Regions from separate parts of the Homo sapiens genome. Here region 2 is linked to region 1. A link is an interaction called in ENCODE POLR2A ChIA-PET data of the cell type or tissue named here. Cell type or tissue: K562. All regions are shown on one strand. Links, peaks and the distances in the headings refer to the core of each region. The heading gives the core; the rest is flanking DNA. Region 1 overlaps KDM4C (lysine demethylase 4C). Region 2 overlaps KDM4C (lysine demethylase 4C).

Evidence for each region. Peaks named below come from ENCODE experiments on the same cell type or tissue, not always from the same donor. Only the 100,000 strongest peaks of a DNase experiment are listed, where the experiment ranks them.
Region 2: POLR2A ChIA-PET joins it to region 1 with 7 read pairs; 3 of 35 experiments call an interaction of 5 or more read pairs at or near these places.

The regions. Positions count from the first base shown.
Region 1 is chr9:6,836,708-6,852,786 of GRCh38, forward strand. KDM4C (lysine demethylase 4C) reads left to right here. Exons shown (of 22, transcript NM_015061.6): 5 at 12,800-12,993. Among named protein-coding and RNA genes, the nearest start is that of KDM4C, 87 kb to the left of the region's middle. In K562, for the core only: no CTCF peak of the experiment used is centred there; no DNase peak of the experiment used is centred there.
Region 2 is chr9:6,772,568-6,788,646 of GRCh38, forward strand. All of the region lies in intron 1 of KDM4C (lysine demethylase 4C), which reads left to right. Among named protein-coding and RNA genes, the nearest start is that of KDM4C, 23 kb to the left of the region's middle. RefSeq lists enhancers at 2,647-3,239, 3,832-4,423, 4,424-5,015, 4,753-4,912. In K562, for the core only: no CTCF peak of the experiment used is centred there; a DNase peak (open chromatin) is centred at 7,484.

The DNA of each region.
Region 1 (16,079 bases), core at 5,266-7,765:
CTGGGTCTTTGATATTTTTCACCTAACAGTATTTCCCAGTTGATCCATATTATTTTGTAAGCTATTGTAATGTTCATTCATTTTCTTTGCTGTATAATATTCTACTTTGTGAATTTACAACTTTTTTTTTATTCTGCTGCCAGTGAACATTTTCTTTCTTTTTTTTTAAAAATAAATATTGTTGCTGTGAACACATCCCATACATGGTACCTGATGTACATGTGTAAAAGTTTCTCAAAGGTATTTACGTAGGAATGGAAATGCTGGCTCATAGAGTATTTAACTTTACCAGATACTGTTGAATTGCTTTTCTAAGAGTTTGTATCACTTTATATTCCTTTAGCACTGTATATCATTTTTGTTTTTTTAAGACAGGGTCTTGCCCTGTCAACCAGGCTGGAGTGCAGTGGTACGATCTTGGCTGACTGTAACCTCAGATTCTTGGGCTCAAGTGATCGTCCCACCTCAGCCTCCTGAGTAGCAGGGACCACAAGCTTGCACCATCATACCCAACTAATTTTTGTATTTTTTGTCGAGATGGGGTTTCGCCATGGTGCCCAGGCTTATCCCAAACTCCTGGACTCAAGTGATCGCCTGCCTCAGCCTTCCAAAGTATTACGATTACAGGCGTGTGCTACTCTGCCCAGCTTATAATCATTATTAAGACAGCTTTATTGAGCTATAATTTATACAATACAAAATTCACCCATTTTAAGTGTATACTTCAGTGATTTTCGTGCAGCCATCACCAGTCTAGTCGCAGAACATTTCCATCAGCTTTAAAAGCTTCTTCATGCTGATCCAGTCTTCACGCTTAATATCTTACTACTTGATGTCATTCTTGTGCCTGTAAAATATGTTATGTGAATTTGCACCTCTCTGATTAAAAATGGCTTAGAATATCTTTTCATGTCTTTATCGGCCATTCATATTCCTGTCTTTATGAACTGTCCTCTATTTTTCTATTAGATCTTTTGGCTTTTTCTTTATTTGGAATTCTTTATTCTGGATACCAAAACTATCCCAGTTATATTTGTTGAATTATTTGCTCTAGTTGTGGCTATTCTTTTCACTATTTTGTTTGTCTTATTTACAATGTCTTTTAATGAACAAATGTCTTAATTTTAATTTTAATAGATTTTTACTATTTTATTTAGTTTTTTTGTATTTCTCATTGTTCCTGGACTGATTAGATTCTGTCTTATAATGTTGCATATTCTATCCTCAGTATTGCTTAACTTACCTTTCAGACTTTCAATCTCATTGTATTTCTGTACTGTACTATGTTAATGTCCTAAATATTATATTCTGGTTAACTACTTTTTTTGCTTGTTAATACTGGTTAACTGTTTCTCTTATTTAACTCTTTCACTGAGTTTTTAGTTTAATAATGATATATTTCTTTTCTAGGAGTTCACCTCTCCTTCAGGTTGGACTGGACATTCCAAATATTTTATTTTTCTTTGCTTGTCTTAGCAATTCCGTCTTTTATTTCTTTAAACATTTCTTATTCCTTGACGACAGAATAAGACAACTCAATATTAGTGGTCCTGCTTGAGGGGCTGGTCTGAACAATTTGTTCATTATTTGCGCTATCTCTCTGCAGTGTTGGCTTTCTTCCCGGTATGCACAGTGATCTTTGCTTGTATGCGTAGACTTGATGTTAATTTGTGGAATAATTCTGGATCTAAATGTATGATTCTTTTCTCCCAAGAGGATTGGAGTTATTTCTGCCTGGAACCAGGAAACTCCATTAACTTCACACTATCAGTAGTCTAGACTCAAGGTGGGAGTCTCAAGCTCACTGCAGTCTTTTATTTGACTGGACGTTTTCCCCATTTTTTCTCTGTCCTTTTTGTACTCATATTTGCCTTTATCTTTTTATGTGGCACTTTCACTGCAGAATTATTTTTCTTTCAAAACTTGCTATATGATGGTTGTTGTTGAGAATTCTAAAACAGAAAGCAGTGCTGTAAAATCGTAGGTATTTGGTGTATAAAAATGCAAAAGGGAAAATAGTTTTGTTTTAAAATAAAGATTTAAGGAGTACATTTTTAGAAAGAAGCAGCAAAAAAGCTATCATGTCAAACATTATGATTAACTATAAGCAAAATGTACTGCATACGGATCTATTCTCATTGTGTAAAGATCCAGGGAAATCCTCAGTCTATATTAAAGTGTAGACCAGAACTTTCAATTTAGTTATTAGAAGGCACTGTTTTCTTTTATGGAGAAAAGACTATACACTATGGTGTGAAATGGATTGAATTTTGAAATCTTTAAAGAACTAACCAAATTTTATGTTATTTTTTCTCCATGCGTGTTACCTTTGAAACTTCAAGGGCTTGTTCCAGCTGTATGAATTTGTGGCAGTATTTTACATTAGCCTAGCTTTAAGTTGCCAGCACAGTAGTGGAGTTTGGTGGATGGTCTTTTCTTTAAAGACAAAGTCTTCTAATGTGGGCTTGGATAAGAGTCCTAAAACGGGATGATACAAGTCAAATGAGGAAAGGCATAAATTTGTCTGTTGTTTTCCCTTTGACACAGGGTCTCACTCGGTTACCCAGGCTAGAGTGCAGTAGCGCCATCATTGCTCCCTGCAGCCGTGACCTCCTGGGCTCAAACCATTCCCCCACGTCAACTTTCCTAGTAGCTGGGACTACAGGCGCTTGCCACCACACCTGGCCAGTTTTTTTTTTTTTTTTTTTTTCTGGTAGAGATAGGGTCCCACTGTGTTACCCAGGCTGGTTTTAAAGTCTCAGACTCAAGCAATCCTCCCGCCTCGGCCTCCCAAAATGCTGGGATTACAGGTGTGAGCCACCACGCCTGGCCAAATTTGTCTTTTTAAAATTCTTAAAAATGAGTGTTTTTTACTTAAAATTTTAAAGTGTTTTTACACTTAAAAATTAAGACATGTGGCTGGGCATGGTGGCTCGTGCCTATAATCTCAGCACTTTTGGAGGCCGAGGCAGGAGGATCACTTGAGGTCAGGAGACCAGCCTGGCCAACATGGTGAAACCCTGTCTCTACTAAAACAAATAAAAATTAGCTGGGTGTGGTGGCATGTGCCTGTAATCCCAGCTACTCAGGAGACTGAGGTCAGGAGAATCGCTTGAACCTGGGAGGTGGAGGTTGCAGTGAGCAGAGATCGCGTCACTGCACTGCAGCCTGGGTGACAGAGTGAGACTCCATCTCAAAAAAATAAAAAGCTTCACATTAATGGGTTAATGAGAAACACCATGTCACAATGCTGAAATATAAAAATGAGACCAATTCCAGTATTTATGAGGGGATTGTTTACAAAGAGCTATGATATACTGGACAGATGATACATTTGCTGTTGAGGAGACTAACTGTTCTGTTATAATTTCCTCTTTTTTTTTGGAGACAGGTCTCACTCTGTCACCCAGGCTGGAGTGCAGTGCCACAATCATGGCTCACTGCAGCCTTGACCTCCCAGGCTAAGGTGCTCTTTCTACCTCAGCCTCCTGAGTAGCTAGGGCTACAGGCGGGTGCCACCATGCCCAGCTAATTATTGTGTATTTTATAGAAATGGGGTTTTGCTATGTTGTCCTGGCTAGTCTTGAACTCCTGGGCTCAAGCTATCTGCCTGCCTTGGCCTCCTGAAATGCTAGGATTACAGGCACGAGCCACTGAACCTGGCCTTTGTTCTAATTTTCTCTTTTTCTTTTTTTTGTCTTTTTTTTGAGACAGAGTCTCACTCTGTCGCCCAGGCTGGAGTGCAGTGGTGGGATCTTGGCTCACTGTAACCTCTGCCTCCCAGGTTCCAGTGATTCTCCTGCCTCAGCCTCCCGAGTAGCTGGGACTACAGGCGTCTGCCACCACGCCTGGCTAATTTTTGTATTTTTAGTAGAGGCGGGGTTTCACCATATTGGCCAGGCTGGTCTCAAACTTCTGACCTTGTGATCCGCCCCCACTTCGGCCTCCCAAAGCATTGGGATTACAGGCATGAGCCACCGCATCCAGCCCTCTGTTCTAATTTTCAAATAAGGAGTCCTGTAAGTTACTGACTGGGCACCTTCCTTTCATCTGTAAAATGAAATGATGTTTTGCTTTTGTTTTCCTAGCATGGGGGTTATCCCACCTCTTGTTTCTTTCCAATTCTATGTGAGATGGTGGTGCATGCCATGTTGTTAGGTAGAAGACATGTCCCCAGCTCTACAGTTAGCAAGCTTTGAGAGAGGCAATTTAAATGGGTGCTAGCTATGTCAGCCCTTGGAAAGACCAAGAGCACATCTAAATGTAACTTGGTGATGGCATTTTTGTGGTGGAAGAAAGACTGTAGTCCTGCCCATCTGTATATTCTTTTTGATGACTTCGTTAAGTTACGGGGTAGACCTGGAAACTTGAGAATCTTTAACAGGTTCTTTCAGTATTTTCTCAGATTCTTACAGAATCTAGGTGGCAGATCTTTTTTTAATAATTGGATTTTCTAATGAAGTGGTAGTTCCCCCTGTGAATTCTTGAATTTCAAAAATTTTTATTGGTCATTATTGGCCCAGTTTGGAGTTGGCTCTGTGGCACTGAAACTCAGGAGAAAGATGGGGGCTCATAGCTTTGTTTGGAAATCAGCCACATGAGGATAATATTGAAGGTGCTGAGGGTGACAGCAGGAAATGGGAAGGATGTTGTTGAGGATGGAATATAGAGTGATAACTGTGAAGATATGGAAAGACTTAGCGAGAGAGTGACAGGTTAGTGGTTTTGACCTAATTTTGGGGAACAAGGTTCATATAGACTTTTCCTCTTCTATTATATGGAAAGTACCATAAAAATATGATTAGTAATAATCGTGTGTATCAGTTTATCAATTTTTCTGTAGCCAACTCTGCTTTTATGTACAACAAATGAGAAAGCAGCCCCTAAAATATGCCAGAGTGAAGAACATCTTCACGTTTTGTGTGTTCAGTTGGAAGTGTTTCAGTAATCATCCAGGGCTGCTTCCACAGTCTCCGTGTTGATATTGTAGCAGTTTCTCAGGTTTGTGGGCAAGTGACTATAGCTATTCCACTTGGTGGACAAAGCAGAATGCATGATCAGGCCGTCTTTGGTGCAGTTCACAGAATCATCACCTGTGCCTGGCAAATGGCTAAGTTCTAGCAGACCTTCCCTGCCATTCTGCTGCCTCACAGAGACTTCTCTTAAGAAGTTACACAGTTTTGTTCAGGGCTGTGCTAGATCCTACTTATCCTGGAGCTGGTTATCAGTTTTCTTAATTGCTCAGGCTTTGTGTTTTGCCATTTTACTTTGTTTTTCTTTGGCCATTTGCATATTGATCATGGAACAGAGAGATAAAACATGCTCATAGAGTGGATTCCTGTTAGGTTCCTACCACTTGTATAGTCTCACTCCAGTTACTGGACACATTTATGGAGTAACTGATAGAGCTATTTAGTGTTGGACAAATATATGATTCATTTTAAAGCAGTAAGCTCACAACCACTAACTTCATATTTATAGCCTGTCTCCAAAACTCCTCCTTCCTTTATTCTTTTAAAATTACTGTAATAAGTATGGACTCTTTAATGCCTGCTACATTTTTTGCAGATTTGGCCACAGATTTATTTTCTTTTATCCACATTTCTTTTTTTTTTTTTTTTTTTTTTGAGACGGAGTCTTGCTCTGTCACCTAGGCTGGAATGCAGTGGCATGCGATCATGGCTCACTGCAACCTCGGCTCACTGCAACCTCCGCCTCCTGGGTTCACGTGATTCTCTTGTCTCAGTCTCTTGAGTAGCTGGGATTACAGGCCCACACCACCACGCCTGGCTAATTTTTTTTTGTATTTTTAGTAGAGATGGAGTTTCACCATGTTGACCAGGGTAGTCTAGAACTGACCCCAGGTGATCCGTCTGCCTTGGGCTCCCAAAGTGCTGGGATTACGGACGTGAGCTACTGCACCAGGACTGATCCACATGTTTTTAAAAGTTGGTTAATGTCACATAAAATTGGGATTTGTGGCTTAAAAAAAATCAGAAAATCTGGCAGCATTCCCAGTGACTGAGTAATGGCTGTCTCCTTTAGACAGGATAGTAGGTTGTCTCCAAATACACATCACCCCCAATACCCACGTTTTTTGACATATACCTGGCTGCCTTCACTAATTGCTGTTACCTGCCTGGCTCTTTGGGCACCTGAGTTTGTAAGTCCTGCTTTATTACTCAGCTCTCCACTTCCTGCTGTGTTCTTGTACTCTTTGTTTTTTGTTTTCTTTTTTCTGAGACAGAGTCTCGCTCTGTTGCCCGGGCTGGAGTATAGTGGTGCAGTCTTGGCTTACTGTAACTTCCACCGCCAGGGTTCAAGTGATTCTCGTGCCTCAGCCTCCCGAGTAGCTGGGATTATAGGCATGTGCCACCATGCCTGGCTAATTTTTATATTTTTATAGAGATGGGGTTTCACCATATTGGCCAGGCTGGCCTTGAACTCCTGACCTCAGGTGATCCTCCCATCTCTGCCTCCCAAAGTGCTGGGATTACAGGCATGAGCCACTGTGCCCGGCCTGCTGCCATGCTGTTTGGAACAGGATGCTGACAGCCCTCTTTGAAGTGGAATGGGCTGTGAATCCGTCGAGGTGCCCCTCTAAAAAGCTGTGGTCTGAACCCTCTCCCCATCTTTGAAAATGAAAAATTTAAGCAATTTTTCAAAATATTTTCACTTGTGTTTTGTAATCCTTTCTTTACAACTGTCCTATAAGGTAGGCATGTGTGGATTTATGTACTATTGGGAAGCCTTAGGGCTTTCTCCACTTCTGCTAGGAATAATGTATTTTCTTGAAAACAGTTTCAGTGAAAGACTGGACTTTTCCTGTGGTCCTTTCAAGGTAGCCACAGTCTTCTTGTGGCCCAATTTGCAGCACTGAACCCTGGGCGTAGCTCTGCCATGAAAGGCGATTGAGAAACCATCAGATCCTATAATTGGTGAGTGGTGGAGCCAGCATTTGGTTGGAGAACTTTTGATTCCAGTGCAGCATGGTGCTATTCTGATACTCGGTTACTCTTTCAGATTGAAATTCTTCATTCCATTTTACTGTTTGCTGGGTGAGTGCAGCAGTGACACAGTTTTCAAAAGTTTACTAATAATCTATTTTTTGTCTAAAAAAATCTTTTTTGTAATATTTGATGGACATGCCATCTTTTTCTTTTTGAGACATCTCACTCTGTTGCCTAGGCTGGAGTGCAGTGGCACAATCATGACTCACTGCAACCTCAACTCCCTCCTCAGCCGCCTCCTGAGTAGCTGGGACCTGTGGCATGTGTCACCATACCCGGCTATTTTTTAAAATTTTTGGTAGAGATGAGGTCTCTCTCTTTATTGCCCAGGATCGTCTCAAACTCCTGGGCTCAAGTGTTCATCCTGCCTCAGCCTCCTAAAGTGCTGGTATTACAGGCATAAACCATCATTTTTACGTACTTTTAAAAAAGCTTTTTCTCTGTTTTTCAGTACATTTTATAGTTTTATAACGTTGGATTGAGTCTTCTCTTTTCCTAGTTTTAATCCTTTGGACTATCTTCATTTACAAATATCTTTTGTTTTAAGTTTTTCTAATTTACACTATTTTATTTTTAGTGACATAATCAAATTAAATATGTGTATTTTGACAATAAATGTGACCATTCTCTAGCCACCCCTTCACACACCCCGGGTTCTGAAGTGCATCTCTGATGTGGTCACAGTAATTTTTTGTTTTACTGACTTAAACATTTGCACTACAGTGTTTAGGGAACCGCCTATCATAAGGCTTCCTTTAATATGTTGTCCCACACAGCACTGTTTTACATGATGTAAATGTGTTATACAAACAAGCTTCCGTGGTCAAATGATTTTTGGGAAATGCAGAGTTAAACGAAGTTACACAGGTTTCCTTATGAGTGCTTTTGGGGGTGCCTGTCAGCACTGTGACTGTCTTAAGAGCTAGAGTTAAAGAGGACAAAGTTTTTCGACCTTGGCATCTGATAGGACTGATATTTCTTTTTTTTTGAGATGGAGTCTCGCTTTGTTGCCCAGGCTGAAGTGCAGTGGCATGATCTCTGCTCACCACAACCTCTGCCTCCCGGGTTCAAGTGATTCTCCTACCTCAGCCTCCTGAATAGCTGGGATTACAGGTGTGTGCCACCACACCCGGCTAATTTTTGTATTTTTAGTAGAGATGGGGTTTCACCATGTTGGTCAGCCTGGTCTTGAACTCCTGACCTCAGGTGATCCGCCTGCCTCGGCCTCCCAAAGTGCTGGGATTACAGGCGTGTGCCACTGCGCCCAGCCTAGGACCCATATTTCTAATGTTGCATTGGAAATATTTTGGGAAAAATTGAGCTACTATGATTTTCACATTATTTCTTTCTGTAGGTGGAAATGGCTCATTATTTCTCAAGGTTTCTAACATGGCATGTTGCTGTGTTGTTCCCTTCAGTTTTGCAGAGACTGAGTGCAGTTACTGTGGAGAGAGTCCAGGATGGCCTAGTTGAGACATTGAAGATTTAGGAATGCATTGATTGATTGACTGATTGAGACAGGGTCTTGCTCTGTCATGCAGGCAGGAGTGCAGTGGCGCAATCACTGGCTCACTCTAGCCTTGACCTTCTGGGCTCAATTGATCCTCCCATCTCAGCCTTCCATGTAGCAGGGATTACAGGCGTGAGGCACCACACCTGGCTAATTTTAAAATTTTTTGTAGAGACGGGGTCTCACTGTGTTGCCCAGGGTGATCTTGAACTCCTGGCCTCAAGTGATTCTCCTTCCTTGGCCTCTGAAAGTATTGGGATTACAGGCATGAGCCACTGTGCCTGGCCTACGAGTGCTTTTAAACTGCTGTCTGATTCCTGATAGGAGGAAGATACTATCACTGATTGAAAGGGAATATCCCTAATAAAGTTCTCAGTTACACCTGTGTGCAAAAATCGTGGTCCAATTGTGAGTTGTTTCAGAAAACAGATGCAGGATACGTAAAGGAATGGGGCAGGACAGGCTCCAACTGGGTAATTGGCATGAAAGGAGAAAGGGGCCGGGGCACGTAGACTCCCAGGCTTAGGACTCCAGTTAGTCCATTGGAAGTCAGGTGAGTTATGAATATTGCTCATGTGCCTGCTGAACATGTGTGGGAGAGTTTTGTTCGAGGGAGACAGAATCCAGGAGGAGACTTTTGTCTGTGAACTTGGGCTGGTGTGCAGCCTTTCTGCTGAAACCTGATGGAATTAAGTTTTAAACAGTTCGGCAGATTCTAACTTGTCATTGTGGGGCTTGTGTGTAGCTGGGGTTTGGAGACTGCTTTTACACTAAATCATTCCTGTCACCTGCTCTCAAGTGAAGCAGTCTGCAGTGTAAGCCTTGCTGGTATTTGTGTAGAGTGGCACTGCCTCTGGTGGGAAGAATGCAGCAGCTTCACGTGTTTGCTGCTCCTGAACCTCAGATCTTTGTTGACAATGATGCTGAGAGAAGAGGATGATATGTTGTGTTTTGAAAGGATCAGGACTAGAAGCATAAACCTTTAAAAGGGAAGGTCCAGGAGTCAGATAGATTTAGGTTAATCATTACCATCTACTTCTAGCTAGGAGTGTTAATTTTTTCATTTGTTCATTTGGGAATAACATTACCTATTTTATAGGATTGTTTAGAATAAATGTAAGATACAAGTGTGTATAGTGTAATGAGGTAGTATATTGTATAACACTTCACTTTAATGATAACTAGGTGCATTTTTGGTCTAAGTATATGAGACAGACCTGGTACTGTTCAGAAGAGCCTTTGTGGAGCCTGTTTTTGGAGTCAGATAGCTAGTTTAATAGTAGAGAACAAAAATTGGAGAAAGAATTTTGAAACAATAAGATTTATCTCTGTTGGTTATTCTTAATATTTGCACAACTGCTTAATTGAAATTATATGACTTTTTATTTTAGCAAAATAAATTACTTTTTAGCAACCTTGCCTTGCTGAGAAGAAACTGCTGCAAATATGTTATTTGCCCATTAACGGGGAGAAATTCAGTAGTGAATTTAAACACATTTTATTAAATAATCACTTCTCACATGCTTGACTTGTTTTTTGGGAGGCTTTCCAGTAAGATTTGCTAGAGAATAGTGGTGATATTTATTATATCAGTTCTAATAATTAAATTTTATTTTATTAAAGTTTATTTTCATTAGCTTATTTAGTGCTCCGAGCAACTCTAGGAGGGTACAAGAACCCTTGTGTTTCCATGAAGAAAGACTTGACGCTCAGAAAAGCTCCGTGATTTTCCCCTCAGTGACCTGCAGAGCTGGGGTTATAATCTAGGTCTTTTTGTCCAGCACTATTTGATCTCTACCCTCTTCCCCTCATACCATGGGTCTAGGATGTCAAGGGATTCAACCCTGGTTATTTTTAAAAGATAGTGTCAGTCAGAAATAAAACTTAGATGTCTCCATATGTAGGAATTTTAGAGAAATAGTTTGTGTCTAAATTTGCAAGCTCATTCAGTTTAAAAATGGTTCCTATAATATGGTGCTCATTTATTACTTCAGATTCATTGCTTCACTAATGACTTTTAAATAGGACTCTATTATTAGAGTGATTGGACTGAAGTCTGATTGGACTAGAGTTAAGAGATTGCATCGCTATAAATAGAATGAGATAAAATATTTTACATAATGTGATTGAACTTCTATGAGGTCTGAAAAGTTGGAACCTAGGATCTTCTCTTTTTTTGTTTTTTTTTTGAGACGGAGTCTTGCTCTGTCGCCCAGGCTGGAGTGCAGTGGCACGATCTCGGCTCACTGCAAACACCTCCCGGGGCCGTTCTCCTGCCTCAGCCTCCCGAGTGGCTGGGACTACAGACGCCCGCCACCAGGCCTGGCTAATTTTTTGTATTTTTAGTAGAGACAGGGTTTCACCGTGTTAGCCAGGATGGTCTCGATCTCCTGACCTCATGATCCACCCGCCTCGGCCTCCCAAAGTGCTGGGATTACAGGCGTGAGTCTCCGCGCCCGGCCGGATCTTCTCTAAACGGATACTTTGACCAGTTTCCAAATAACAAGCTTCTCAGCGTGTGGCCTAAGTTGTAGATAGAGTGGCTACTTAAGAGAATTTGGGAATTAAATTATGTCCTTTGGCATGTTCAGTTATGTTACCTGAGTCAGAGTTTCATTAGCTGCTTCATCAATAGTTTTTTAACCCCAAAGCTTTAGACAGTAAGATTAACACACTGATTAGAAAATCATTTAAAGACCAAAATGAAAACAGAACAACTCTAAAAGCTTTTAGTGTGTTCAGGAAATGTTAGAAGTGGTTGTATGTGAAGCCATTGGTATAGTTATTGGAGAGGACAATTTTGGTAGACATAGATGAATTTAATACCCTCAATTTTTTATTTTTAAAATAGACATGGGGTCTTGCCATGTTTCCCAGGCTGGTCTTGAGCTCCTGGGCTCAAGTGATCTGCTTTCCTCAGCCTCCCAAAGTGCTGGGATTACAGGCGTGAGCCACTGCACCTGGCCAATGCGCTTCTCTAATAGTGCATTAGCACGAAAAGGTTGGAATGGCTTTAAAGGCATTTCAGTTTCCCCATGATTACACAGGAACATGCCTAGTCTCTGATATTTAGAATTTGATAAAAATATATGGTAAAAATGCATAGTTTGTAAAAATTTCTAAGCAGTTGTGAACTGTAGTCAATTCATGAGTGATTGGCCGGGTGTGGTGGCTCACGCTTGTAATCTCAGCACTTTGGGAGGCCGAGGTGGGCAGGTCACTTGAGGCCAGGAGTTCGAGACCAGCCTAGGCAACATGGCGAAACTCCTGTCTCTACTCAAAATACGAAACATTAGGTGGGTGCGGTGGCCTACGCCTGTAGGTCCAGCTGTGTGGAAGGCTGAGGCATAAGAATTGCTCGAACCTGGGAGGTAGAGGTTGCGGTGAGCTGAGATTGCACCACTGCACTCCAGCCTGGGCGACAGAGTGAGACTGTCTCAGGGGAAAAAAAAAAAATGATTGTTAAGTTCTAATCAAACCAGAATCTTTTCCTATCACCTTAACTCTTATAGTAGTGACTCTAACCTTCCCTCGCTCTGCCATCACCATCCATATTGTTATACTGTTATAAAACTACATTATTCCAGCAGTTTTACCAAAGTTGGGATAAGTATTTTTAATAGGCATTATGTGTTTAAATTTTTCCATTAACATAAGAGGTAAATATTTATTTGAAGCATCAGTAGAAGCACAGTGATCAGTGGATACTGCCAAGAGTTTTTCCAATAATTAGAGTGGAACTTTAAGGAAACAATGTATTACATGCTAAGATTGAATGGATAGGGATGGGAGAGAGATAGCAGAAGATATATTTTGCTGTTGGTTTCTTGATGTGATATGTGATGGTGAATATTACCTCTAAACTAATGTGCAAAAAAATCCCAAGAAAACCCAAATCTCAAAACCCCAAAAACAAAAAGGTGTGCCAAGGAGGGAGAGCACATGCCGGATCATCTACTTTGAATCAGTAATTTTTTGCTGACAGCCAAGTTGGGAGTGGGTCTGTAACTTTCATTTCCATTTGGCATCAGGAAGCTATTTGGTATAAATTTCTACCAGATAGTTGTATGGAACCACATTATGCTGGTAGTAATCTTTGACCAATAATAATGGACATATGTATGTGGCTCTTGAATAAGAGTTGTTTTATTTTTCAGTTTTCAGTTAGTTAGAATATACAATGTAATAATTTTGGTGGATAGTGGTTTGATTAGTAAATGCTATCTTTCATGGTTTAGTAAGATTTGATTTCTCTCTCTTTTTTTCTCTCTCATTCCAGGGTGTGGATGAATGGAACATAGCTCGCCTCAATACAGTCTTGGATGTGGTTGAAGAAGAGTGTGGCATTTCTATTGAGGGTGTAAATACCCCATATCTCTATTTTGGCATGTGGAAGACCACGTTTGCATGGCACACCGAAGACATGGACCTCTATAGCATTAATTATCTCCACTTTGGAGAGCCCAAGTCTTGGCAAGTTACTTGTTTAATATTCATTTACTTTGGAGTTTTGAAATTTGGGCATCAGGCACATATTGAAGAGGATTTTGTTCTTTGATTTGGTGGATTCAGATTTATGTGAGCTGTAAGGAAGTTTTTGACTGTAATAGTTAATTGTCTTCTATTCTGTCTGGGATTGTGCTTGGAAACCATAAACCCCATGGTAACTCGTACAGTCATGCACTGTATAACAATGTTTAGATCAATGATGGACCACAGATACAACGGTCATCCTGAGTTTATAATGCAATTGAAAAATTCTTTTTCCATGTTTAGATATGTTTAGCTAAATGAATACTTTGTAGCTAAATACTTTGTGTTAAAATTGCCTACAATATTTAGTTCAGTACAGGTTTGTAGCCTAGAAGCAATAAGCTATGCCATATAGCCTAGGTCTGTAGTAGATCCACTATCTAGATTTGTGTAAGTCCACTCCATGATGTTCACACAATGGCGAAATTGCCTAACAACATATTTCTCAGAAACTATCACTGTTATTAAGTGATGCATGACTGTATATGTAAAGTTGCCTGTAGTCCATTTTGTGAACCATGAATTGATAAATATTTTAGGCTTCAAGAATTTATTGGGCATCTTTACTTTGAGCATTTGTTGGATGGTATGTAGGAGGTAGTTAGGAGTGAAGAGCTGACTTCCTGGGTGTAGTTTCAAACCATCTTCATGATCTTCTGGTTCATCCTCCTCTAATTATTTTTATTTTATTTTATTTTTTTTTGAGATGAAGTCTTGCTCTGTCGCCCAAGCTGGAGTGCAGTGGCGCGATCTTGGCTCACTGCAACCTCCGCTTCCTGGGTTCAAGCAATTCTGCTGCCTTAGCCACCCAAGTATCTGGGATTAGAGGCCCAGCTAATTTTTTGTATTTTAGTAGAGACAGGGTTTCACCATGTTGCCCAGGCTGGTCTTGAACTCCTGAGCTCAGGCAGTCTGCCCACCTTGGCCTCTCAAAGTGGTAGGATTACAGGCATGAGCCACCACACCCAGCCAATGTATTTTTTATTTTTTATTTCTATTTATTTATTTTTTCGAGACAGGGTCTCACTCTGTTGCCCAGGCTGGAGTGCAGTGGTGCGATCTCGGCTCACTGCAACCTCCACCTCCTAGGTTCAAGCGATTCTCCTGCCTCAGCCTCCCGAGTAGCTGGGATGACAGGCGTGTGCCACCACGCCTGGCTAATTTTTGTATTTTTAGTAGAGATGGGGTTTCACCATGTTGGCCAGGCTGGTCTCGAACTCTTGACCTCAGGTGAGCCACCCTCCTTGGCCTCCCAAAGTGCTGAAATTACAGGCGTGAGCCACCACGCCTGGCCAAATGAAACTTTTTAATAGGTGGTCTAGGACTCATACAGGCTCCAGTGACAAGAGAATGTGATCGGATTATTCATTACTCAGATGTTTATTTGTTATTACTTTTTGTAGAGATGGAGTCTTAGTGTGTTGTCCAGGCCGGTGCTGACCTCCTGGGCTCAAGTGATCCTGCTGCCTCAACCTCCCAAAGTGCTGGGATTACAGGTGTGAGCCACTGCACCCAGCACTCAGGTGTTATTTGTGGGCCTGGTTTGAGCACATGCTTAAGGACAGGGATCTCTGTTGTGTTTGTACAGCATTACTGTAAAGTTTGTTGGAATGTCATCTTTTAGTTTTTTCAGAACTTAGCTTGGAGAGACTAGGAGAAATATTTTCAACAATGGTTAGGCTCCTGGACAGTTTCTCAGCTGCTTTGTTATCTTGATGCTCTTTCTGACATTCACTTAAAGTGTGGATAAAATTGAATGAAATGGGTGAATTCAACATGTTAATAAAATCTAGTATGTAGGCAACTACATACTATGTCTTGCTTAAGAAATCTGAAAAGTTAGTAGCAAAACTTTTCTGGGGATTTGTTAAGGAATTAATAAATGAGGATGCCTGGGACGTTAATTTGAGTTTTCAGTATTAGGAAAGTTTAAATGAAGTGTCTGCTTTCTAATTAAGAAAGATGGCTGTCTTGTCTTCTCCTGGGAACAGGTTGATGTTGTCTCCTAATGATCACTTCAGGAAGAATATTCTGGTCAGGGCTAAGATGGATTCTGGTGTCTTGTGTCTTTGGGAAAGAGCATCACTAATCATGAGTGAGAATAATTATGCCCATTTTCAAAGTATTTCTTTCTTGCAGCTTGTATATGTGCAGTAGTTAATTACTCTATTAGTTATTAAGTATACAGCCTCCATCAGACGCATTAAGAGTAGATTTATACTGTCACTATTATCCTTAACCTTGGCCATTGTTTATAATGATAAAATAATAAAATGTAGTAGTGAGTTGTAACACTGATTCTACATACTATTTCCTAAGATAACTACTGTAGGAAGAGAGTGTTATAAATGCCCCTACAGATATTTTCTAGTAGATGTATGAAATATTACATTTCCTCAGCATAAATAATTTTGAGGTAAACTTTGTCATTATTAAAATTCATTTTAGCAATCCTTATAATATATTTGAGGTGAGCTTTGAAAGATGTTAGAAGCAACACAAATTCATGGAAGTATTTGGAGGCAGGCGGTTTGGCAGAGCTTAGGACACGAGGGCCCAGTAATCAGGGCTGTAGTCTTTATTATGCACTAGTGCATGTGGCTTTGGGCAAATAACTCTGCTTGTCTGGACTCCAGTTCCTTCACTCCCCCAAGTCACAAGGTTAGCCAGAATGACCTCCAGTCATTCTGATTCTGTGACTCATGATCAGAGTCACAGGAATATTTTTATTGAGTTGACAAAACGAGAGGATGAAGGGCTGCAAGGTTCTGTATGCACATGTGGGTGCGTGTGCACCAGCGTCCTCTTCTGCCTGTCCTCTCCTTGTTGAGCTGTATCTCCCCTTCAGTATGGGATGGTTGCCTTTACTTTTCTCTAGTGGGTGGCCTCTCCTGTGCTTGACATATCTGTCACTATATTGTTTTCTCTTCTGTCTCTGACCTTATAGGTTGGCATTTCAAGTCTACTCCTTCCTCTTGAATTCTACCTCCAGGTACCAGGCTCTGGATGGGATTATTGCAAAGACT
Region 2 (16,079 bases), core at 6,440-8,939, 63 kb before region 1:
TCAGGCTGGTCTTGAACTCCTGACCTCAAGTGATCTGTCCACCTCGGCCTCCCAAAGTGCTGGGATTACAGGTGTGAGCCACTGCGCCTGGCACAGATTATTTTCTTTGATTTTTTTTCTTTTACTTTTTTTTTTTTTTTTTTGAGATGGAGTTTCGTTCTTTCACCCATGCTGGAGTGAAGTGGCGCCATCTTGGCTCACTGCAGCCTCTGCCCCCCGGATTCAAGCAGTTCTCCTGCCTCAGCCTCCTGAGTAGCTGGGATTACAGGTGCGTGCCACCCCCATGCCTGGCCAATTTTTGTATTTTTAGTAGAGATGGGGTTTCACCATGTTGGCCAGGCTGGTCCCGAACTCTTGACCGCAGGTGATCCACCCACCTCGGCCTCCCCAAGTGCTAGGATTACAGGTGTGAGCCACAGTGCCTGGCTTTTCTTTTTCTTTTTTGTTTTTTTGACAAGGTCTCACTCTGTCACTCAGGCTAGAGTGGAGTGGTGAGATCATGGCTCACTGCAGCCTCGACCTCCCAGACTCAAGTGATCCTCCTGCCTCAGCCTCCTGAGTAACTGGGATTACAGGTGCACACTACTACACCTGGCTAATTTTTTAATTTTATTTGGAGAGACAGGGTCTCCCTATATTGCCCAGCCTTATCTCGAACTCCTGAGCTTAAGCGATCCTCCTGCCTCAGCCTTCCATTGTGCTGGAGTTACAGGCTGTGCCCAGCCACAATGTGCAAATGCTACCATAAATTACCATTTTTTAAAAAACGAAAGCAGATACTTTAGACAAATTATTTATTTAATGCCAGTGTCATTGTTGATGTTATAGTTTATGATTATTTAAAAGTTAAAGGTATTTTACCAAATGAGCTACACTTGATTGTCCATTTAATCTGTCAGTTTAATTTGTATAGGTATTCATAGGCCAGGCGTGGTGGCTCATGCCTGTAATCCCAGCACTTTGGGAGGCTGAGACGGGCAGATCACTTAGGCCAGGAGTTCGAGACCAGCCTGATCAACATGGTGAAATCTTGTTTCGACTAAAAATACAAAAATTAGCTGGGTGTGTTAGCGCACGCTTATAATCCCAGCTGCTCAGGTCGCTGAGGCAGGAGAATTGCTTGAACCCAGGAGACGGAGGTTGCAGTGAGTCAAGATCGCACCATGGCACCCTAGCCTGGGCGACAGAGTGAGACTCTGTCTCAAAAAAAAAAAAAAAAGTATAGGTATTGTAGATGTGTTACTGGTTGTATAATACAGTAAGATTGGGGGAAGAGACCTAGGCAAGTTATTTCCATTTTAAGGGCTTGGATACAAATGCATAACCAAACCCTAGGCATTTATTTTATTTATTTTTATTATTTATTTGTTTATTTATTTTTGAGATGGAGTCTCACTGCAAACTCCGCCTCCCGAGTTCAAGCAATTCTCCTTTCTCAGCCTCTTGAGTAGCTGGGACTACAGGCGCATGCCACTATACCTGGTTAATTTTTGTACTTTTAGTAGAGACGGGGTTTCACCATACTGGTCAGGCTGGTTTCGAACTCCTGACCTCAAGTGATCCACCTGCCTCAGCCTCCCAAAGTGCTGGGATTACAGGTGTGAGCCACCGTGCCTGGCCACCCTAGACATTGAAATTAATGTAACAAAATACAATGAAAAAACAGTCTACAGTCCTCTGTTGGGTTCACAGTCCTTCACCAGGCATGCAGGTTTGTCTTCCTTTAGGTAATATACAAACATATGGAACTGTCAAATTTAAAAACTCAAGAGTAATTGCTTGACATACAGAGGGATTTCTTAAAGAACAGTTTTACGCTGGGCGTGGTGGCTCATGCCTGTAATCCCAGCACTTTGGGAGGCCGAGGTGTGCGAATCACTTGAGCCCAGAAGTTTGAGACCAGGCTGGGCAAAATGGCGAGACCCTGTCTCTACTAAAAATACAAAAATTAGCCAGGTGTGGTGGCACACACCCGTAATCCCAGCTACTTGGGAGGCTGAAGCAGGAGAATCACTTGAACCTGGGAGGTGGAGATTGCAGTAAGCTGAGACTGTGCTACCGCACTCCAGCATGGGTGACAGAGTGTTTAAAAAAAAAATTTTAACATAGCATTAAAATATTTTCTTGCAGATATTTATAGAAATATATTACCTATATTGATTGTTTCATCTTAAAAAAGGTTTTATATGATACTTGGGGCATGCAAAAGACATGGTATAGTTCTATGAATTCACCCAGATATCACTGTATGTTTCTCTTCTATCTCATCCATCTTCTCTCCTTGGCAACCATGTCCTGATTTTTGTGTTCCATATGCCCTTGCTTTAAAAAAATGGATTTGTCTTTTATGCATTTATCCTTAAAGAGTAGATTAAATTTGATTTCAGATTTGTGAAAATGGACTTACGCTTTGGTTAGTTTAAGGCTTTCTGAGATTCATCCATATTTATTTTCTTTTTTTGAGATGGAGTCTCTCTCTGTTGCCCAGGTCAGAGTGCAAGTGCAGTGGCACAATCTTGTCTCACTGCAACCTCTGCCTCCTGGACTCCAGCAAGTCTTCTGTCTCAGCCTCCCGAGTAGCTGGGATTACAGGCATATGCCACTATACCCAGCGAATTTTTGTATTTTTAGTAGAGATGGGGTTTCACCATGTTGGCCAGGCTGGTCTTGAACTCCTCACCTCAAGTGATCAGCCTGCCTCGGCCTCCCAAAGTGCTGGGATTACAGACGTGAGCCATCCTGCTTGGTGATTCATCCATATTCCTGGGAGTAGCTATGATTTGTTAATTTTCACTGCTGTGTAGTTCCATCGGGTGAATATATTGTGATTCATTTCCTTATTTTCTTGTAGATTGATTTTTGAGTTTTCAGTTTTTAGTTCTTATGAAAATGCTGTAATGAACATTATTGTACATGTCTATTGTTGAACTTACGCTAGAATTTCTTGAGGCCCTAGCAAATGGTTTTTTTTTGAGATGGAGTTTCGTTCTTATTGCCCAGGCTGGAGCGCAGTGGCACAATCTCGGCTCACTGCAACCTCCACCACGCAGGTTCAAGCAATTCTTCTGCCTCAGCCTCCGGAGTAGCTGGGATTACAGACATTGGCCACCACGCCTGGCTAATTTTGCATTTTTAGTAGAGACGGGGTTTCTCCATGTTGGTCAGGCTGGTCTCGAACTCCTGACCTCAGGTGATCCGCCTGCCTCGGCCTCCCAAAGTGTTGGGATTACAGCATGAGCCACTGCGCCCAGCGACAAATGGTTTTTAAACAGTTGCACTGCTGATGTTTTGGTGCTTGGTAATTCCTTGTTGTGGGGACTTTTTTATGTTTAACAGCATCTACCCATTAGATGCAACTTGAACTCTTCCTCTTGTGACAAAAATGTCTCCAGGCATTGCCAATGTCTCAAGGATACAAAATCACCCCTGGTTGAGAACCATTGTTACTTTTGATACATGAACAATTAAAAATTATTTTTGTGCGTTCCGTATATCCCATAGAAGGATAACACACCTTTCTCTTTTTTATTTTTAGAGATGGAGGCCTCACTGTGTCTCCTGGTCTAGAATGTAGTGGTGCGATCGTAGCTCACTGAAGCCTTGAACTCCTGGGCTCTGGGTATTCTCCTGCCTCAGCCTTTTGGGTAGCTGGAACTACAGGCTTTACAGGTGTATGCCACCATGCCCCGCTCAACACATCTTTCTTTCCTTTTTTGAGATGGAGTCTCGCGCTGTTGCCAGGCTGGAGTGCAGTGGCACGATCTCGGCTTACTGCAACCTCTGCCTCCCGGGTTCAAGTGATTCCTGCCTCAGCCTCCCGAGAAGCTGGGAATACGGGCCAATGCCATCACGACCAGCTAATTTTTTGTATTTTTAGTAGAGACAGAGTTTCCACCATGTTGGCCAGGATGGTCTTGATCTCTTGACCTCCCAAAGTGCTGGGATTACAGGCGTGAGCCACTGTGCCCAGCCTCAACACATCTTTCTTTGGCTCAAGTCCCATTTATCTTCAAGGCCTGTCTCAAACCCACTTTTTTTTTTTTTTTTTTTTTTTAAGTTGGAGTTTTGCTCTTTTTGACCAGGCTGGAGTGCAATGGCGCTATCTCAGCTCACTGCAACCTCCACCTCCTGGGTTCAAGCGATTCTTGTCTCAGCCTCCGAGTGGCTGGGATTATAGGCACATACCACCACGCCCGGGTAATTTTTGTGTTATTTTTAGTAGAGACAGGGTTTCACCATCTTGGCCAGTGGGTCTCAAACTCCTGACCTCATGATCCACCCGCCTCGGCCTCCCAAAGTGCTGGGATTACAGGCGTGAGCCCGCGTGCTGGGCCTCAATCCCACCTTTTAAAGGCTTCTCCTACTGTGCCCATTTGTAGTCTTATCTTTTCCCCAGGAATTCCTATAGCACTTAGGTTTGTATATTGAGTTTGACCCTTAAGTTTTTATTGTCTTGTATTGTCAACTTTTCCAGGATTCCTCACCCTTCTGTATTTTCATCCCCTACCCCCAAGTAAGGAAACAACAGATTTTCACTTACTCTGTAGTCAGTTGTCTAATCTGTATTGCTGTTGTTGATTTCCTTTGGATTTTGGTCAATTTAGGCAGCTATCTGGGAAGAATTCTTTTTATTAATATTATACTTTTGGTGTTTTCATCTACAGCAGGGTGGAAGCAGACCTTAAGCACCCAAAGCTCTCTACTCCTTTCTGCCACTTACGTTCTCAGCAAAACCTCAGTAACTGCTAGGTTTTATCTTTTCAAAGCTGCTTTTGAGTGAGTTTGTTAACCTCTTGATGTTCATGTTAAGTACTTAAATGTTAGCTGCCCCAGCTGTTAAGTCATGCAAAGAGTCTTCCTTCAGCTTCAGCTGGGCACATCTCCGGGGCTGTGGGAGGACTTTTAGAATGACAATGTGATCTGCCTCATTTTATCTTTTCTGTAGTGAGTGTAGCTCTTTCAGTAGTGAATGCCTGTGTTTTACATTTTTGAGATTGTTCCCTTTACCTGTCTAAGACAAGAAAGTTGTTATATCTGTTCTCCTTATTGCCCCCAGGTCCTTGAAGTTAAAATTTTTTTTTTGAGACTTAGTCTTGCTCTGTCGCCCAGTCTGGAGTGCAGTGGCGCGATCTTGGTTCACCGCAACCTCCACCTGCTTCCACCATGTTTGGCTAATCAAATGTAACATTCTTAACAAGCCATCCTCTAGATTTAAAATGGTTTGTAATTGGAAACTGAAATGGTTTCCAACTGCAAGCCATAAAAACTTGAAATTCTTCAGTTTGATAGTCAGGATAACTAGTCCCATCATTCCATCATTTTTCTTCAAAACATACAGGTTTTCAGGCCTTTTTTTTTTTTTTTCTCCCCATAAAGACAGGATCTCACTCTTTCCCAGCCTGGAGTGCAGTGGCAAAATCATAGCTCACTGCAGCCTTGAACTCTTGGACTCAGGGAATCGTCCTGCCTCAGCCTCCTGAGTGGCTGGGACTACAGGCATGCCACCATGCTTGCCTAATTTTTTCTTTTTTTTTTTTTTTGAGACAGAGTCTTGCTCTGTCACCAAGGCTGGAGTGCAGTGGCATGATCTCGTCTTACTGCAACCTCTGCCTCCTGGGTTCAAGCAATTCTCCTGCCTCAACCTTCTGAGTAGCTAGGATTACAGGCACCTGCCACCACCCCTGGCTAATTTTTGTATTTTTAGTAGAGACAGGGTTTCACCATGTTGGCCAGGCTGGTCTTGAACTCCTGACCTTAGGTGATCCTCCCGCTTGGGCCTCCCAAAGTCCTGGGATTATGGGCATGAGCCACCCCACCATTCCTGGGTTTCAGGCCTTTGTAGCTAAATAACTTATTCACTCAAGTGACAGCTCTCTGCTTCCACAGCTAAATACAAAAGTTTATCAGATTTTTCCAAGGCCCGGTGCGGTAGCTCACGCCTGTAATCCCAGCACTTTGGGAGGCTAAGCTGGGAGGATCACCTAAGGTCAGGAGTTTGAGACCAGCCTGACCAACATGGTGAAACCCCGCCTCTACTAAAAATACAAAAATTAGCGGGGCGTGGTGGCACATGCCTGTAATCCCAGCTACTTGGGAGGCTGAGGCAGGAGAATCTCTTGAACCCAGGAAGCGGAGGTTGCAGTGAGCTGGGATCATGCCACTACACTCCAGCCTGGGTAACAGAGCAAGACTCTGTGTCACAGTGTTACATTTGTGAGATTCGTCTATCTAGGTGGAGATTTGGTGCCTTTTTTTTTTTTTTTTAATTATGAGAAGGAGTCTCATGTTCGCCCAGACTGGAGTGCAAGTGGCCTGGCTAATTTTTTGTATTTTTAGTAGAGACAGGATTTCACCATGTTGGCCAAGCTGGTCTTTAACTCCTGACCTCAGGTGATCCACCCACCTTGACCTTCCAAAGTGCTGGGATTACAGGCCTGAGCTACCTCACCAGGCCTGATTAAAGTCTTTTTTTTTTTTTTGAGATGGAGTCTCGCTCTGTCGCCCAGGCTGGAGTGCAGTGGCGTGATCTTGGCTCACTGCAAGCTCCACCTTCCGGGTTCAAGCCATTCTCCTGCCTCAGCCTCCCGAGTAGCTGGGACTACAGGTGCCCGCCACCATGCCTGGCAAATTCTTTGTATTTTTAGTAGAGATGGGGTTTCACCGTGGTCTCGATCTCTTGACCTCGTGATCTGCCCACCTCGGCCTCCCAGAGTGCTGGGATTACAGGCGTGAGCCACCGTGCCTGGCTGATTAAAGTCTTTTAATATGAAAAGACTTAGATTCAGAACTGAGCAGGGTAAGGAGAGAGTGGAAACCTGTAAGGCATTCTTGCTGGAGTAGATCTAGCAGAAGTAGCTTGGGTCTGAAGAAATAGTTCTGGCACGATTCCTGACCCCTAGATCATAACTAATTTGGTGTGTTCGTGAAACAAACAGGTTCCACAGCAACTTCCTGCTCCCCAGATCTCAGTCAAGGTGCTATGAACTTGGACCCTGATCTTCTGTTTGTAGTAGCAGTGGCAGTTCCCTTGACAGCTCCTGCTGCAGCAGTGTTCTGGGAGACATCCCTGGGGATTGAGCTGAGAGTCTGCTCTTGCAACCTTCAACAGTGCTCTAACACCAGTCAATATCAAATCCCTTTCTGCTTAAGTTAACCAGAGCAGTGTCTATGGGTAATTGAATCATGACTGATGCTATTATCAAATATAAACTGATGACAATGGCAAGTGGGAAACCTGCTGTTTTACAAATACCAGATGTGCATCACATGGAGGTTTATTCACTCCTATTTGCGTTTTGATAATAATCCTTTCTAATAATTGGTTCATTGGTGTAATCTTTATGAAATTAACCTGAGTGGCTCAAAATTCATTTTGTAGCACTGAATGCAATTACTAATTGAGCTATTTAAGCAAACTAGCCAGCCACCTACAGCTACTTAATCTTACTGGCCTACTATAGTAGCTCTGACTCACCCTTATCTTAACCAGATAAGGGATACCATACATTCTCTCTAAAGAACACCACTGACCTCACACACAGGGCTAAGTAGGCTATGCCTATTGTTAATATATCCAAATACCAGTTGAATACTCAGCAGGTCAACAGTATTTCCCATCCAGTTTATGCCAGCTGTGTAAGTATGAGATATAATTAAAAATTATGTAAATAGATTAGCTGTGAATACAGCGGTGTTATTGTTTCTACCAAATTTAAGTTGAATCCTTTGGAAAGCACCATTAAAGATGAGGTAATTTATTTTTAATCTCAAACGAGGTGTGGGAATTATAACAGTAAAAAGTTAAGAGATCGGGAATTTGTAAACATCTGCAAGGATTCTGGCTCATATTGCTTCTCAAGTATCCTAATTCTCATACTGTTATTAAAAACAAACCCACAAAAAAACGAAAGAGAAATTGGCCAGGTGCTGTGGCTCACACCTGTAATCCCAGCACTTTGGGAAGCCAAGGCAGGCAGATCTCTTCGAGCTCAAGAGTCCAGGACCAGCCTGGAAACATGGCAAAACCTTGTCTCTACAAAAAATACGAAAATTAGCCGGGTGTGATACTGTCCACCTGTAATCCCAGCTACTTGGGAAGGCCGAGGCAGGAGAATTGCTTGAACCAGGGAGGTAGAGGTTGCAGTGAGCCGAGATTCCGCCATTGTACTCCAGCCTGGGCAACAAGAGTGAAACTCCCTCTCAAAAAAAAAAAAAAAAAAAAAAAAAAGCGACTTTAATCATATTTGGAATGTCTCATATAATGTAGATTTCAGCTCTCCAGAATGCAGTCTCTTGAAGGTGCAGATTCTTCAGGCATTGAGCTCATGATTTCATTATGCCTATGATGATTCAGTCTTGGCTTTTTGGTCCCTTCATCTTTCTTGGGGCCTTGCATTCTCTTGATTCTACTTTTCTCTGCTGATCTCTTTCCTTCTCTCATTTTCTGTTTATGCATATAGCAGACAGTAGCTGCTGTAGCCCCTCATGGCATTGTCTCTGCTCTCTAGTTCTGAGTCCCGGGGAAGTGATTGTGCCAGGCTAGTCAATTGTAGTCTGTAGGAGTGGCTGCCTGAATTTACCCCTGTAGGCTGGGAAGCTTCTTTGGGGCAGGGGATTTTTCTGAATGGTCTTATTACAAGGGCCAAGGTATAGTTGATTCTCATTATTTGCAGTAGTTATGTTCTATAAAGTCATCATGAACAATGAACTAGTAAATACTGAAATGTTGCTCCTAGTGGAAGTACAAGTTTAGGTTCCTGTCACCCTCTGGTCAGAACATTTTCATCAACTGATCAATACATAATCTTGTTTTTTGTGTTTTTTTTTTAAAGACACTGTATTTAAAATATAATTGTTGATTTATTAACATTAAATTTGTTGCCAACAGCACTGTAACTCATGACTGAACCAACCTTATGTAACATGAATTTTTGTCATAAGCCATATAGCTATAGCCATAAACCATGGTATTCTTGTACTTAGAAACACAAGACAGCACTTCAGCATTATGCTTGGGAGCCATTTTAAGCAGCTAAATCACCAACAGACAGTGTAAAAGTGCAAAAATCATGGCACTAAATAGACCATAGAATGGACACTTGTTTGCATTATGAGAGCTGAAACAAGAAAGCCTTTGTTTGGCCTCAGCTGGGAATGTGTGCATTGGGCAATTCAAATTTTTCATTGCGCTATGCGTGTCTGTGAATGACCATACAAATGGTGATACAAATACTGATTTTGGGGTTATAAATAATTTTTTTTTTTTTTTTTGAGACAGAACCTCACTCTTGTGCCCAGGCTGGCTGGAGTGCAGTGGCATTATCTCGGCTCACCTGCAGTCTCAGCCTCCTGGGTTCAGGCTATTCTCCTGCCTCAGCCTCCTCAGTAGCTGGGATTACGGGTGCCTGCCACCATGCCCGGCTAATTTTTGTGCTTTTAGTAGAGACAGGGTTTCACCATGTTGGCCCGGCTGGTCTCGAACTCCTGACCTCAGGTGATCTGTCCACCTCGGTCTCCCAAGTGCTGGGATTACAGGTGTGAGCCACCATGCCTGGCCTGGTTATAAATTTTAGTGAGTAGGTAAATTTGTAGATACGGAATCTGTGAATAATGAAGATTGATGACGTGTGTGGAGTGCCGAGAGCATTTAAAAAGGACGTTGTCAGTTGGTGGGGAGTGTTGCCCAAAAAGCTTCATAAGGGAGTCAACGTGTAAGATAAAGTTGAAAGATGAGTTTTGCCAGATAGGCACCACTGAGGATAGGAGAAGCAAATAGCAAAGCAGTTATGAGTAGAATCTCAGATTAGGCTCATTTCCCATCTTCTGCTCCTACTAACTTGGGACCTTGAGCAAGCATTTTATTCTCTGTCATTAGTGAAATAGGGATATTCATGGTCCCTCTCTCAATGGAGTTCTTATGAGATTTAATTAAGAGAATGAACATTAATGCACTTAACAGATGTCTTGCTCACAGAAGGTATTCGTAACGGCGTACACGTGACACATATGTCTATATATAGCACAGCAAAGGAGGGAAATGGCTTCACTCCTTTGGGAACATCGAGTGGTTTAAAGTGAAGCAAAGGTTTCAAGTGGGCAAAAGGGGTCTTTGAGGAGGGAGGGGAAAGGCAGGAGCTAGATTCATGGCTCCATACTGGAACGATATTGAGCTATTGAAGGGTTTAAAAGAGGGATAGCATCATCAGTTTTGTGTCTAGAAAGTTTGCTTTATGTTTATATAGATGTATGGAAGAGAATTGACGGTGGTGAACTAAAGGTGGGAAAATCAGCAAAGACTCTTGGGGTGGTTGAAGAAAAGAACGACAGAAGTCACTCGGGATAGTAATAGTTGGTATGGAGACTAGAGAATGGATGTGAAAGATGCTCAGGATGTTGAATTGACTACAAAGGTCACCACTTAGAAGTGGAGAGTAAGAGAGGGTAGGCTTGGGAAGGCTCTTGGGATTCTGATGTTGGCCGTGCAGTAGAGGATGGGCTTGGTGTGTAGGAGATGCTTTCACTTTTCACTTCTTTCTCCACCTTTACCCTGGTAAAAGGTAGCTCCCACTGTTCTTGTTCTAAAGGGTTTTGTGGTCCTCTCTGCTTCCCTTTATTGCAGCACCTGACCTGTGGTATAATAACCGCCTGTGTACTTGTTCTTTCCTGCACTTGTAAGCTCTTTGAGGATTAGCTGTGGTCAGTGCTGGCCACAAAGAGGCAAGCTAAACTGTGGATGGATTGAATGAATAAGGACCAAGACTGGGATAGAGAAGCAGATTTTGGAGGACAGATTCGTTTTTATCCTTGTTAAGTTTTAGATTCATTATTGTCTCTATACAGCTTTATACTCATCTTCAAATGACTGTGCCTAGCAGACTGGACTGAGATTCATGAGAGAGAGGCCCATGTAGCATTTTTCCGAGGTGTATTGGGAAGGACAGTTGAGGCCAGCATGGATGAAATCTCCCATAGTGTCTGTGTTTGGTGGAAAGGGAAGATAACTGCAGAAAGAGACTTGCAGCATACCAATAGTGGAGGGGTTCGCTGAGGAATAGGGGCATGGAAAGGAGTTCCAGAGAGTGCAGTGACCATCAGAGAGTGAGGAGGGGCTAGTTGCCCACCACCCACAAAAGCTGTGCCTGGAGAGGCTTTTCTGGTTTCAGAGGCTGCAGAAGGGTTGGTAAGAGGACTAAAAACAACATATTGATTGTAGCAATTAAAAAGTTACTGGCAACTTTTTCTGGAGTGATTTCAATCCATTGGTGGAGGCAGACATCAGATTGCAGATGAAGATTTGAGTCAGGAGGTGAACTGACAAAGAAACCCCGTTCTCTGTTGGGGTTTGTCTGTGAGAGGCTGGGGAGAGAAGGCTGTAGCTTGGGTGAGTCTAGGAGGGGACATGACATACAGGAAGCCTTTGAAAGTTATATGGGAGAAATTTGAGCATCTGTAGGCAGTGAGGAAGAAGCTCATGGAAGATATTTAATTTGAATGTTTTTTTTTTCTTTCTTTCAAAGCCAGCATGCAGATGTTACTATAGCCTGGCAATATGCTAAATTCTTACATTTAGTGGCTTACTGGATCCCCATCACAATGCAGTTGGTTAGGTAATGTTACCCCATTTTACTGATGGGGAAGCAGAGGCCTCATTTAAGTAACTTTCCTGAGGTCACACAGCTACTAAGTGGAGGAGGCATGTGGGAGGGATTAAAATCCAGTTATTGTTCCTGGTCCTGAGGAGAAAATAAAAATCCAGTTAGGTCTGTTATGTCCTGCCTCAGCCTCCCAAGTAGCTGGGACTACGGGTACATGCCACCATGCCTGGCTAATTTTTTTTGTATTATTAGTAGAGACAGGGTTTCACCATGTTGGCCAGGCTCGTTGTGAACTCCTGACCTCCAGTGGTCCACCCACCTTGGCCTCCCAAAGTGGTGAGATTACAGGTGTGAGCCACCACACTCGGCCCACTGTATTCTTTATAGCAAAAGAAAAGAGGAAAAAAAAATCCTTTTGGTCTAGGATCCAAGGCACTCTGTTCCAGAACTATCTCCTTGAGTCTGCTCTTCCATTCCTACCCCTGGCCTCAGCAGGCAGGTGGAACAAGATGGAGTGGTGATCGGAATGGGATGAAACGGATGAAATAAAAGCTGCTTGGACTTGTGAGAGAGAAATGAGTCCTGGCTTAGGCAAAAATGGTCAGGAGGCTCAGGGAGTTTCTTTGCTGTGTTGCTTTCTAAGCTGGGGCCCAGGCCTGGGGGGCCCTTTCAAGCCCTCTTGTGGTTCAATAACTGGGTAGATGTGCTAACGATTAATGGAGAGTTGTGGAGGTGGCCTGCGACTTCCCTTTTCCTCCCCAGTTTAGAACCATTTGAGAAGGATGAAGTTAGATGAAAAGTCAGAGTATTAGGAGCTTTGCTGTTGATAAAGCTAAGATTGGAGAACGTGGTCCTCTTCTCCTTTCCCTCCAGTCTGGCCCTTCATGCCTGTATTAGTTACCTAGGGCTAATGTAACTAATTATCACAAACTGGGATGGTTTAAAACAAGAGACGTCTATCCTGTCACAGTTCTGGAGGCTAAAGGCCAAAATCAAGGTGTTGGCAGGACCGTGTTTTCTCTGAAGGATTTAGGCAGGAATCTGCTTACAGCCTTTGTTGTAGTTTCTTGTGTTTGCCAGGAGTCCTTGGCATTCCTTGGCTTGCAGCTGCATGACTCTAGTCCCTGCCTCCATCTTCACATGGCACTCTTTCCTGTGTCTGTCTCTTCTCCTCTTCCTCTTTTTTTTTTTTTGAGATGGAGTCTCACTCTGTCACACAGGCTGGAGTGCAGTGGTGCGATCTTGGCTCACTGCAAACTCTGCCTCCCGGGTTCAAGCGATTCTTCTGCCTCAGCCTCCCCAGTAGCTGGGATTACAGGCACCCGCCACCATGCCTGGCTAATTTTTTTGTATTTTTAGTAGAGACAGGGTTTTGCCGTATTGGCCAGGCTGGTCTTGAACTCCTGACCTGGTGATCTGCCCACCTTGGCCTCCCAAAGTGCTGGGATTACAGGCATGAGCCACTGCGCCTGGCTTCTTCTCTTCCTAAAAGGACACCAGTCATAGTGGATCAGGGCCGACCCTAATCAAATATGACCTCATGTTAACTTGATTACATTTGCAAAAACTTTATTTCCAAATAAGGCCACATTCACAGGTGTTGGGGGTTAGGTTTCAGCGTGTCTTTTGGGGGGACACAAGTCAATCCCTAACAATGCCCAGCCAAAGCAGTGTGCAGAGCAGAAGCTTGCTTGGCTCCTGTGAGGCCACACCCAGTGTGCTGAGTGTTGGGATTGAAAGGCCAGACTCCATCACCTCAGGTAGGGCCCAGAATCCTTCTTTTTCTAGCCAGAGACATAGTCTGCTAACTGTGAGTGCTTAGGTTCCTAGAGGGCTGTGTTTTAAAGTAGATACTGAACTGTTCTCTTCAGAGGCAGCAGTGCACATCAGTTCTGTGGCAGGCTTTGTTGGAGAAACTAATACACAATGAGAGCTGTCAGTTTTTACTCCTCCCACAGAAGTTGTTTAAGAGAATACAAGTCAGAAACACAGGTGTAGACAGGGAAGGAAGGCAATGTTGGATAGAGTATTACATTTGGCCGGAAAGCATCAGACTTGGTTTCTTTTTTATTACCAAATAAAGACACGTTCTCATTAGAACAAGGAGAGTAGATGTTTGTCCTTTATCATAATGTAAAAATTTTCAGAAACAAACATGGGTTGTTATATGAGTTAGTGCTGGACTTTATTCAATGGAAAGGTCTTTAGCTTATTAAAAAAATTCTTAGGGTACTTGCTATAAATATCGTTTTTGCTGTAGGTGGTCTCAGAAACATTGAAGACCAGCTCTGTGGAAGCAAGATAACAGTTGCCTTCAGAGATAGTATTGTCATTCACTTTGTGGACTCAGTCAAAAGAAGGGTAGCATTTAAAAAAATGATTATCACCTTCAGCTAAAAATCATAGTGGTGCTTGTTTTAAGATATACCTATTTTCCTGTGACTTGGAAACATTACTGGAAGAACATTTTAAACTTCTGTTTCTTCTTGGTTCAGAAAAATAAAGGTAAAAGAGAAACAAGAGGGACTGGGGATTTAATTGTAGCATGATTAAGTTTAGTAATGATAAATATAGATTAGGAAGAACTCAAGGAACAGAACATTTATTAATATAAATACCTTTTAAATGTAATGAATGTAAGTAGGCACCTCCCAGAAAAAGAAATGCAAATGGCTATGTGTGTTCAAAAATGATCACTGTCACTAAGAATCAAATAAATGAAACTTAACCATACTTTTTTGCCCATCATATTGGCAAAGATCTGGGTGGTGTAGTGAAAGTTAACTTTTTAGATTATTTAACATATTTAAAATTTTATGATTATCCTATATTAACTTCCAAGATTGAAAAAGGTCTAAAACCTAAGCTATCTAGGTCTTTAATCTATGTATCTGATTTGTAGGTAGAAATAGTTTTGTGTAATCAAGGGAGTAGTGATGCTAGAAACTGGCAGAGTATATTTCCTAGACCAGTTAGCAAACTAGGTCAAGGTCTAGGTTTAATTCTAGTAGCCACTAATTTGCTGCATGTCTTAACAATTTCTGTGCCTCAATTTCTTGTCAGAGCCATTTTTCATTTGTTTGTTTTTTGAGACGGAGTCTTTATCTGTTGCCCAGGCTAGAGTGCAGTGGCACCGTCTTGGCTCACTGCAACCTCCGCCCCCGGGGTTCAAGTGAGTCTTGTGCCTCAGCCTCCCTAGTAGCTCGGATCACAGGCACGCACCACCACACCTGGCTAATTTTTGTATTTTTAGTAGAGACAGGGTTTTGCCATGTTGGCCAGGCTGGTCTCAAATTCCTGACCTCAGGTCATCTGCCTGCCTAGGCCTCCCAAGGTGCTGGGATTACAGGCGTGAGCCACCACGCCCAGGCCCAGAGCCATTCTTCTGTTGCTTAGACCAGAAATCTTGATTCGTATTTCTCTTACTTCTGTCAAGAAATTTTGTTCAGAATGTATTTGCAATCTACAATCTGAGCATTTCCCTCTGCCCATCATGGTCCAAGCTGCCGTCTTAACTTGCCTGGGTTAGTGTAAATTGCCTCCTTGTCGACCTCCCTGCTTCCAGCCTTGTCCTTTTTGACACAAGAGCCAGAATGTGATTTACAATATGTGAGCCAGCTCATTTCTCTGCTTCAGATGGTCCAGAAAAGTTTCTTTAGAGACAGCCATTATCTCCTTAAAGGGGAATGGATGTTTGAGTACCAAGAACTGGATAACTAAGAGGGGGAGGAACCCCAGGATCAGTTCCCATCTCATGCAGAGTAAATGCCAAACTCCTTTTCTCCCCAGTTTCATTTCTCACCATTCTCCTCCTTGCTTACTGAGTTCCAGCCACACGCATCTCTTTGCTGTTCCTTGAAGAGTCCGATAGTCTCTTTCCTTGTTGTTCCTTCAGCCTAAAATGTTCTTCTTCCAGATATCTGTATGATTAATTCCCTCCTTCAGCCCTTTGTTCCTCCGAAGTACCTTCCCTTGCCTACCCTGTATAAAATAGCCACCCCTCCCCTTTGCAGTCTATCCCCTTACCCTTGGTTCTTCTTCATAGCATGTACTTTTTATTGTCTGTTTCATTCCATTAGTGTCAGGACTTTGTTCCCTGGTGAATGACTGCCCAGCAGTTAGGCATACAATAACTATTTGTTGAATGACTCAGTGATTTCCTTTTTCCTATTGGCTTTTTCCTCTGCCTAGGGAAATGCTCGGGCCACCCTTGTTCTTTAGCCTGTCGAAGATGAACACTGCCTTCTGTGTACCAAATGTTTCTACAAAGGTGATCTGTGGGCTTCTACCCTGTTCTCACTGCCCAGATTTTTCTGTTGCATTATTCTTTACCAGTCATGCAAGTGAATCTGTTTTCTAAGTAACTTTTCTGTGTTTGGGACTACTGCTTTCCTTTTCCTGAATTTGGTATCATTATGTAAATATGTTAACAATTTGGCACTTACTCCTTCATTCAGCTGGCAAATAATTATTGCAGCAGATACT